Regions from separate parts of the Mus musculus genome. Here region 1 is linked to region 2. A link is a contact called in ENCODE Hi-C or POLR2A ChIA-PET data. All regions are on one chromosome and are shown on one strand. Each heading gives the region's core, a stretch centred on a gene start or an enhancer-like site at or near the end of the contact. The rest is flanking DNA. Distances are from core to core; before and after follow the strand shown. Region 1 has its middle 29 kb from the start of Mrpl42. Region 2 overlaps Cradd (CASP2 and RIPK1 domain containing adaptor with death domain).

Region 1 (5,322 bases), core at 732-3,231, 220 kb after region 2:
ATTACCCACAACTGACTATGATTTGCCTCCTGCTCTAGCAGGGGCATTAGTGACTGGGCATCTCCCTATCAGCCTTGGACTGCCCTGACTCCCACCCTGACAAGGTAATTGAAAGTTCCCCTACCCCTTCTCCCACCTTCCATCCCAAGAATAGCAACGTCTCACAGAAAGATCACACTGCGATGATATCATCCTCCGACCGATAAGGACCCACTCAGGCCACCTTTGCAGAAGCAGAACTGAGGCTAGAGTCCAGTCTGACGAAGACTGGCCCCTGCACTGCTTCTCCATTTAACCCAAAAATTCACGATGGGCTGCGATGCCCACTAGCCATCTTCTCAACATAGCTAAACGCTGGCTAAAATTGTTTTCACCAAGACCCCCAGAATGGAACATTTGCCCTACGTGGTTACTAACATAATGTCTCAGTTACTGCTCGATTGCTCTGAAGAAACATCATGACTTAGGCACCTTATAAAAGGAGACATTTAATCGGGGGCTTGTATCAACATACAAAGATTTATACCAATGACAACCTTAAACCTGTATCAATATACAATAATCCATATCAATGTAAACAAATTAACCTTATTTGAGAAAAGCAATAGCTCTACATTGATGATGAGCTACCCTTTTATTCTGTTATTCCTAGATGATAATTCTATACAGCCTTCTCACTAGCAGGAAATAATCCTTATGTCCATATTCTTCAACCACTGACTACCAGGAACACATGTGGAGCTAAATAAGATGAGTTTATCACTCAACACAATGAAAAAGAACAGTCAGCATGGGCAACCTTGAGGTATCTCAGAAGAATGTGAGGAAATCTGTTACAGCATTTGGGATTAGGCTGGTACAGTGTACAGCATTTAAGGAAGCAGGCATAGCTCTAGACTGAATATAGTCAGAGAGCAGGGGTATTTCATGACTGAGAATCCTAAGAAACCTTGGTTCTCCAAGGAGGGCAAACCAAAGCAAGGGTAAAGCTGTAGCCAGTGATCGTTTTTCCTGAGAGAGGGATGTTAGTCATCTTGTGGTTGGCACAATAATTCTATTCTTAACTATGCTAGGTGAATCGTGAAGTGAACATTGGGTGTCTCATTTCATACAGGCCCCAAGGACATTGCCCAGATGCTGTAAGATCATATACCCAACAGGAAAACACAGGCCTCACTGCCAAAGCTGGGTCATCTGGATGTCAAGAGCTGTGGTGTGTGTGTGTGTGTGTGTGTGTGTGTGTGTGTGTGTGTGTGCGCATGGGGGTATGTGAGTATGTATGTGACTGTGAGTTATGTGATTGTATGAGTGTATAACTGTGCGTGAGTGTATATGATTGTATGTGATTGTATGTATGTGATTGTATAACTTGTGTGAGTATGTATGAGTGTGTAACTGTGTGTGTGAGTGTATGTGATTGTAAATATGTGTATGAGTGTGTAACTTGTGTGAGTGTATGTGATTGTATGGATGTGTGTGAGTATATATGAGTGTGTAAGTGTGTGAGTATATGTGATTGTATGTGTGTGTGTGAGTGTGTAACTGTGTGAGTGTATGTGATTGTATTGTATGTGAGTGGGTGTAACTGAGTGTGAGTGTGTAACTGAGTGTGTGTATGAGTGTATATGTATATGAATGTGTGAGTGTGGGTGTATGTGATTGTGAGTATGTGAGTGTACATGAGTGTGTGAGTGTGTAACTGTGTGTGTGAGTGTATGCCTCACCCCGTCTCATCCGTCATCACTCATGTTCATTCCTGTACGGATTAGTGGTCAAGTCCTGCTCACATGACTATGTCTGTCTCTCTGAAATCCAGCCTCTCCTCCTATCCTTTCTGCTGTTTTCCTAACCCCAACCATTGTCAGCTGTCATCCTCATCACTACGTCACGTAATGGTGTCTCTGACATTCCATCTTGTTCCTATTCCAATCTGTCCTTCCCTATCCACCCTTTAGCAAGAATGAGGTTTCTAAATGCGTCATCCCCTGCTAAAATTCTTCCTTGGTGGGTATCGACAGCTGTGTGCTAACATTACACGGCAAAAATAAAAACCAGTGCGGTTAGCAATGCAAATAAATGTTCTCTCTTCCCAGCGAGGAATCAAGAAGAGCAGAAAGTATATTTGCATTAAAAAATCATCCAAATTTAGAGCCTCTTTTGGTATTCTGACCCCCTCTTAGGGTATTATGACTCAGTGAGAACCTGCTGGATGGCACGACTACTTAAAAAAAACAAAAAACAAAAAAAACTAAAAACCTTAATGTGTTACTGGCACCATTAGCACAATGAAAGCATCCTGAGCAAGAAAACTGCGCTCAGTTCTGGGTAACACATTCTCAGAGAGATGCTATTAAAAGGATGAATGAATGTATAGCTCAAAGGGGGAGGGGCAACCAAAATTGGGGAGGTTTGGAGAACATGCCATACGGATAATGGGGGGGGGGGTGAATAATAATGAGATCTGACAAATGCTTTTGAGTATCTAAAGAGCTGTCGCCTGTGAAATGGAGTCCATTTATTTTGTGATTTTAGGGATAGGATCAAGTGTAAGAATTACAAGCCATAGAAACACTGCTTTCATCCCAAGGAAGTAAACACTTTATAATAAGACCGCCTAGTAATGGAGTGAAGAACAGAGACTTGTATTATAAGAGTTTATATCACTAGAGGGAAAACAGGGTCATGCAGACAGCAGCGCAGACAATAGCTCTCTCCGTGGAATAGATTCTCTCCTTCCACCTCTATGTGGGTTCTGGGAAGCACAGTTGGTTTGCCAGGTTTGAGCTGTAAGTGCCTTAACCCGCTGAGCAATTTCACCGGCCCGGCCCTCTCAATGAGACCCCAATAGCAGAGGAAATAAGATGAAGAACTGATAAACGGCACTAGATTAAAATGCCTCCACGCAGCAAAAGAAAACGATCAATAGAAAAAGCCACAGTCTACAAAATAAGAAAAAAGGAATCGTATTCATCTGATAAGGAGCTAATATCTAGAATATATAAAGAACAGTAAAAGAATGAGTAATCCAACCAACTGGTAGGCAGATGAACAAAAGAGATACTGATCAAATTTTTAAAGGGGGGGCAATAAACACATGAAAAAATGTTTGGCATTCTTAACCATCAAGAAAATGCAAATCAAAAAGTACACTGAAGCATCCCAATGTGTATATTCATGCTCCACCCCCACGGCTCGGTGGGGAAGACGGGCCAGACCAAGGTCCCCCACCTTCATCCCAGCACTTGGGGGTGGAGACCGACAGACACTATGAGAGATCCTGTCTCAAAAACAAACAAATATTCCTACATTGTGATTTCATGTGGTCCAAGTCAGAATGGCTTTCATGAAGAACATAAGCAATAACTGCTGGCAAGCTGGCTGTTCTTGGTTGGTTGGTTGTTTTTGAGACAATGTTTCTCTGTTTCCTGGGGCTTGCTCTATAGACCAGGCTGGCCTTGAACTCAAGAGATCCACCTGCCTCTCCCTCCCAAATGCTGGAACTAAAGGCCTGTGTCAACACTGCCCAGCTCTTTTCTTAAAAGTATTTATAATTAGGGTTGGAGAGATTGCTCAGTAAGAGCACCTGCTGCTCTTCCATAGAACCCAAGTTCAACTCCTGCATGGCTTGCTTTCTGGCACTGCAGCTCCAGGGAATCTGGTGCTCACTTCTGACTTCCATGGGAACTATGTACACACACACACACACACACACACACACACACATACACACACAAACACACACACAAATAAAAATATAGTTGGAATTAAAGATAAAGATGTCTCCTAGAACATATGGAAGCTGTCTTGTATTTGAATATTTTTTCAGCTTTAATGTTACTAAGTGATTAGCTGCAGGCAGGTAAAGTTGAGGAGAGATATAAAATACTCTAATAAGCAGCTTTAAAACTGCAGTTTCTATGTTCAAGAAAACACACAAATAAACTGTCTCAAAATCCTTCAGTCTCAGGAGTTCTGTGGCTACATTTCTATCCTGAGTCCCACAGGGACTCCTTACTTAAAATCCTTCATGCCAAGGCAGTTTGCTTTTACAAAACTATGTGGGGATGGTAAAAAGGCCAGGCAGTGCCAGCACTAGGAGCCATGCAAGACACATAACTTAATAAGGTCATCAATCCCAGTTGTGAAGGTTACAGCTTAGTAGGAGAGACAGACATTCATCAAATGACCACACTAGAAGATGCCTAACCGCCCTGCATGGTGGCACATGCCTTCAAACTCAGCACTCGGGAAACAGAGGCCAGCCTGGCCTACACAGTAAGTTCTAGGCCTGCTAGAGCTATGAGACCTCATCTCAAAAACAACGAGGACGATGACGACGACAACAACAAGAAAACGAGGAGGAAGGGGGAGGGGGAGGAGGAGGAGGCAAGCAGCTTAACAATGGGCACGTCAACTGGTTGATGGGTAAAAGTGCTTGCTGTATAAGCCTGATGACCTGAGTTCAGGCCTTGAAACTTAACTCCCCAAGTTTGTCTTCTGTCTTTCACACCACACCAGGGTATGCATGAACACACACACACACATACACACACAGACCAGGAGTCGGGGAACTACCAAACACTTCAGGAGGTATAAGAGATTGCCGTCAAGCCGGCCAAGTTCAATATCCAGATCCCATGTGGTAGAAAGAGAGAATTGAACACCCTCTTCATACATTGAATAAATGTTTACAACAACAACAACCACAAAAGATGAAAAGCAAGCCTACTGGCAGGAACCAAGTCCTCAGCTGACGTCTCCCCATGGTCCAGCTTCACTTTCCTACAGTCCTGTGATCCTCCTCCAACAGACTCCCATTGCTGGACTCTACTGTGGATGGATGGGCTTCTTGGCCCTGGAAATCAAGAGTCTTAACTAATGGGTTCTCTTACCTCTGCTGACTGGGACTAGAGTTGTTAGCTTCTTAGGAAGGCAGGAGTTTGTGGGACCAAAAGAAGGAGTCACAAAACCCTTAGCCCTTGTGAGGAGGCAATTCAGAGGCACAGTGCTTGCCTGACATGTATAAAGAAAGCCCTGAGATCAGTCCCCAACAGAACACACACACACACACACACACACACACACACACACACACACACGGAGAGACAGACAGACAGACAAACATATACACAGACAGACACATGTGGAGAGACGAGAGACAAACAAACACACACCATTTAAAATTAAAAACAAAAAAGAAAGTACAAGGGCTGGAGAGATGGCTCAGTAGTCAAGAGCACTGGCTGCTCTCCCAGGGGACCTGAGTTCAATTCCCAGCACCACATGTCAGTCAGTTCCCAGCTGTCTGTAACTACAGTCCCA
Region 2 (5,002 bases), core at 2,395-4,894:
AGAGCCAATCTATGGCTCATGGGCCTCACCACCAAGAGAGGCAAGGACCAAGCTTTCTGGATTCAGTGCTACCCACTGAGCCATCCTAGAAATGAAGGCGATGAACTTTGGGTGAAGCGCATGCACTGGGCAATGGCTAAGATCACACACCAACCTCCAGGTACCTTATCCAGCCTGGATCAAGATGCTGAAGAGACCGCTGTTGCTTAAAAGACAGTGAGTTTTCCTGCGGCTTAAAAATGTTCCCAAGTAATGAACCTTCCTAAGGCACTTTGAGCGTGTTGGTTTTGACTCTGCTGAGCTGGGTTTCTGTTTCAGGTCTCACTGGCCGGGTGGTGTCTCCTTCTAGTTAGGAAGACACAAAGCACAGAACACGGCAGAGAAGCAAAAGCTCGTCCTCAGAAAGACAGCAATTTTCTGAATTTGCAGTATTCATCTGCTCCTTTAGATTAAAGCCCGGACAGCATTTTTTTTCCCCTTAAAGTCAGCAAGGAATCAGTCAGGACCCAGAAGCATACTGAAAAGCCGGGAATTAGAATGAGAAAAATTACCGAGAATTTTCTCTTTATTCCCATTTGTCACAGAATGTAGTTACCACTCGTAATGCCCTTGGACACAATGAGCTCTGCTGGGAAGAAGATGGGGGAGCTTGAGGGGTGGTGCATCCTGACCAGGCTTTAGAGCGAGGGAGTTAGAGAGGTGCATCCTGGGACAGCAGAGGGGCGTGGCGGTGGAGACCCATCTCCCTCGCCGCGACCTCCCTTCCTGTAGTTGTCCCTAACGCAGGAGAGGACCTCTGCACTTGCACCACTGTGAGGTCGCCACACTGGAAACTCATCTTTATGGTGCGCCTCTGAGCTGCACTCCCTGCTACCCCAGCGCCACCGCTCCTCAGGGTGCCCTCGGCGTTCCCTTTCTCTCATCAACTTTGAGGTTCCTGTGTCCCTGAAGACACCCTTCCTTCTCTCTGGCTGCGTTTCACACTGCACTCGGGCTCCACGTGTTCTTCGAGAATAAAGCTCTGTCTCTCACTCTCCTCTGGAAAGCTTCTCGGTGTAATCAGAATAAACCCAAAGCCACTTGAGAGTCACCTGGAGACATTTAAAGCGCCTGTGCCTCAACTCTTCTGTTGAGAGGTGGACAAGAGGCAGGATGGATGGCTCAGCCGGTCACCTCTTACCTGCCGCTGTTCTTGACTGGCTTGTTGGGCCCAGATCTCTGCGGCCCTCTCCCCAAGTCACTCAAACCTGTATCCCACAGGCCGTCACTGCAGGTCTAGATATCTGCTTCAACAGGCCTTTCCCTTGATCATTATTTACTGTCACTTCCTAACCTGGGCTAACGCCAAGAATCACACCAAACCCTCACTACTGGTAAGGGGCTCACAGGGAGCGTAGGAGCCCTTCACTCACCCAGAGTAAGTACTTACAACAGTGCTGGTGCTCAGTTAACACACAGTGGGTGAATGAATGAATGACAAATTAACCAAGATATAAACCTTCAAGTTTAAGTTCCTGGCGCAGAAGCCCCATTGCATCCATGTCCTGGCTTGGCCTGTTTTTCTTCTGCTGTTGCTGAGTTTGTTTGTTTGTTTGTTTGTGACAGGATTTTCTACTATAGCACAGCCAGCCTTGAACTCATAGCCATTCTCCTGCCTCAGATGCCACCATGACCGACTTGGCTCAGCACATTATGACAGTAGATGTGAAATTCTATAGACCACAGAGTGGGGCAAATTATATGAAGATCCTGATGCCGAGGCGTCTTGTTGAAAGTCACAATTTCACTATGGATCTAGATGGTTTTAAATCGGCACAAACACACACACCGGAACTCTCTCGTGGTAACTGAGATGTGCCGAGATAAATTTTTAAAGCAGTCCCTCGGATTTAATTTTACATTAAAAATTTAAAGCAGCCCCTGTAGGTGTGGCCTGGCCTTTAAGAGCACTCATAGCTGGGCAGGGACCAGCATCTTCCTTGCTCACAGCTGCTGTCCCCACTGCTGCTTCATGCTGGCCCACGTGCAAACTTGCCTCCTGTCGCTCAGCCCCACACTTGGTCACCCTGCACCCTCTCTAGAGATCTTATTTTCTCCAAATCTGCTTGTCAGAATTCCAATCATTTCTAAAAGATCAGATACATCATCACTTTGTTCATAACACCTTCTCCATTTTATATATAGATATAGAGATGATGATGATATGATCTCCATACTTCTATTCTAATATGTATTTGACAGAGATCCAGCAGACTGAACTTTTGAAAGCAATAATTCAGCACTACTGTCCCTTTCAGTGACACTCAGTAGAGCTAGGGTAGAACCCAGCATGTTGAAGGTTCTAGGCTCCTTGCATACTCATTCCCTGACTGGTGTAGTGCCATGGCGCAGCCCACTGCCCCTCAGAGCTTGGACCCGTGCTGCTGCCTCTGGCTGGAGCTCTCTTGCTCTTCTTCTCATCCCTCAGGTAATTCCTCAACTGTTTGTGTTCAGGGAGTCTTCCTGAGGCATGGGTAGGTGACTCGCTCGTTTACTGCCAGCTGTTTCCTTCGCAGCGCTCTTCTTGGGCTGTAGCTCTCTGTAGCATGGAAGCTCCCCAGAGGTGGTGGGCATGTCTACACTGTTGGCCATTTTATTCCCAGTTCCCCACAGAATGGCTGGAGTCACCACAGCATGAGAAACTGTATTATTCAAGGGCCGCAGTATCAGGAAGGCTGAGAACCACTGGGTTAGACCTGTTTATCAAGCTAGGAGCTTCGGATTGCTGTGACAGACACCTGAGACAGTAACATTATGGTTTTATTTGGGTCACCATTTGAAGGGAGGTTTCACGCATGATTAGTTGGCCCGGTCGCTTTGCGCCTATGTCAAGGCGGCACACCATGGAAAAGAAGTGTGGCCAAGGGAACCTCTTACCTCCTGGCAGCCAAGAAACAAAGAGAAAGGGGCTAGGGATCCGGTATCCTCTCCCAGGGCCTACCCCCATGCATTCAACTTCCTCCACTAGGCCACTCCTCTTAAAGGTTCTATTGCCTCCCAATAGAGCCTCTCAATAGAACCTCCCAACAGAACTGCAAGCTGCTGACCAAATGTGGGGTGGGGGTTGGGAGAGGCTTTGGGAGATGGTTACCCAGCCATAGCACCAGGGCAATGGTTTCTCTTGACTCTCACTCCATTTGGCCTACGTTTTTGCACTTCTATTCCTTCCTTTTCCTCTTCCTACTTGATTGAACAATGCTACCAATACTTTCCTGCACTGCTTATGCTGGGGCCCCGAATGACAAACGACTGGTATTCACCACTTCTCTGGAAGAGAGCTATTTGTCCACTGTATCTACAATTAGCCGGGCTGACCTTGACAAGCCAAACAATACCCTGTTTGCCACACTCCCGCAGCAGAAGGAAGGGACTGCGAGGGTGCTCGGCTCCCAATCACAGTTTATTTTGTAAAGAGCAGACTTCCAATAATTCCCGTTCCTGGAAATCCACGGACTGCCTTTGTTGCTTCCCACTTTGGCAGCATCTGCTGATCCCGGTTGGATTGAGCTGCCTGCTTTCCTGCTGCTTGCCTTTCTGGGAGCTGACGGAGGGGGGCACCTTGAAGGAGCCACAGCTTCCTAAGGCAGAGAACCATGGTTATCAGGTTCTTTCCTTGGGTGCAGGATAGGGGTTGGGGGCACCGAGGGCAGGAAGGCATGCGAATGGAAGACGACAGGCAGGCTTTTGGCTGGCAGTGTTCAACCAAGCCCAGAACTGGAACCGTTTCAAATTAGCCAAATGGTATTCTGTAAGGACCGGACTGAAGAGGTTCACAAAGCAAAATAATCCACTCTTCAAGCAAATCGTGCAGGAAGAATTCTCCCTCATCAAGTACCTAAGGAAAACGAGCGGTTCCCTTTTGATTGAGTTAGCAGAGCATCCTATTCTTATTCATATGTACAACTTCTTTTTAACTATGTAGTAACTTTGCTGTAATTGGTAACAGATATTTTTCTCTCTTGTGCTGTTCCCTTGCCCCCCGTGTTCCCCCTACCTTCAAGCCAAGATTATATCAACGATTATTACTGCTGTGGTTTTTTTCCACTCTGGTTACATCATGTGCAATAAAAGCAAACATTTGTAACTAGCACACTATGTAACACAATACCCTTCTCTATTTTGCTGGTCCTCAAAACTTAAAGAGTCATAAAACACTCTACACTCACACAAAATTAAATGCCGAGATATTTTCAAATTCTCGGTAAGATATTTCTTAGCCCCTGAGTTCCTGGAAACCTCTGAGGATCTCTCAGAAGAACAGAGCCCAACAGAATCACAACAGACAACAGCACCTATCTGAATTTGGATGACTGATCCACTCCCAAGGTCCCATGCTTTTCCTTTCCTGCAGGAAAAAAAAGAAAAAGGATCAAAGCTGTCTAGGGCACCGCTGGCTTGAGGTCTTTGCGTATGAGTCCATCTAACTGGCAGATCAAGCTGCAGAAAATCTAAAATAAATGGCCAAATACTCCTATAAATTAGGCTTGCAGCAAATCAGAGCATGTGCAAAATGCCATCTGTGAAAACACCCACTGCATTTACTACTCTTGACTACAGAGACAAGCTCATTTTACCCAAAGCTGTAGTGGCCTATAAGGAGCCACTAATAATTTAAATAACAGAAATGAGTTAATTTCTATTTCTTGATGTCCTATGAGAAATATTTAGTTATTGATTTGGAGATATGTGGTGGGGTTTTTTGTTGTTGTTGTTGTTGTTGTTGTTGTTGTTGTTGTTTTTCTTCCCATAAAATCGATAAGTTTCTAAAACCACCCCCAGGGTTATCTGTTTGAGAAATACAGTAATGATGGGGATCTCATCCCAGTAATGATGGGATATCTCAGCTCACTGCTAAGCACATGTAGACTTTAATCTCAAAATATCTTGGTTTTCTGCCTGGTGGGGTGGTGACTAGTTTTAATTGTAATAACAGTCAATGCACCTTTTGAAGTGAGTCTGCCAC

Evidence for each region. A loop is a pair of places that touch in the nucleus more often than their neighbours do. ChIA-PET counts read pairs that join two places held with the same protein, here RNA polymerase II (POLR2A).
Region 1: a loop to region 2 is called in a map of v-Abl transformed pro-B cells, with 3 times the contacts of the local background. The contact joins two enhancer-like sites. A Hi-C loop is called at or near these places in 3 of 37 maps with a recorded cell type or tissue (left cerebral cortex and v-Abl transformed pro-B cells). POLR2A ChIA-PET finds 5 or more read pairs at or near these places in 3 of 5 experiments (Patski and embryonic stem cell).

Annotation. Positions count from the first base shown.
Region 1 is chr10:95,470,312-95,475,633 of GRCm38, forward strand. No RefSeq gene overlaps it. Among named protein-coding and RNA genes, the nearest start is that of Mrpl42, 29 kb to the right of the region's middle. Within about 2 kb of position 1,982, at least 1 of the 3 ENCODE cell types and tissues checked has a DNase peak (open chromatin) inside an H3K27ac peak, as active enhancers do.
Region 2 is chr10:95,251,163-95,256,164 of GRCm38, forward strand. All of the region lies in intron 2 of Cradd (CASP2 and RIPK1 domain containing adaptor with death domain), which reads right to left. Among named protein-coding and RNA genes, the nearest start is that of Cradd, 70 kb to the right of the region's middle. Within about 2 kb of position 3,645, at least 2 of the 3 ENCODE cell types and tissues checked have a DNase peak (open chromatin) inside an H3K27ac peak, as active enhancers do.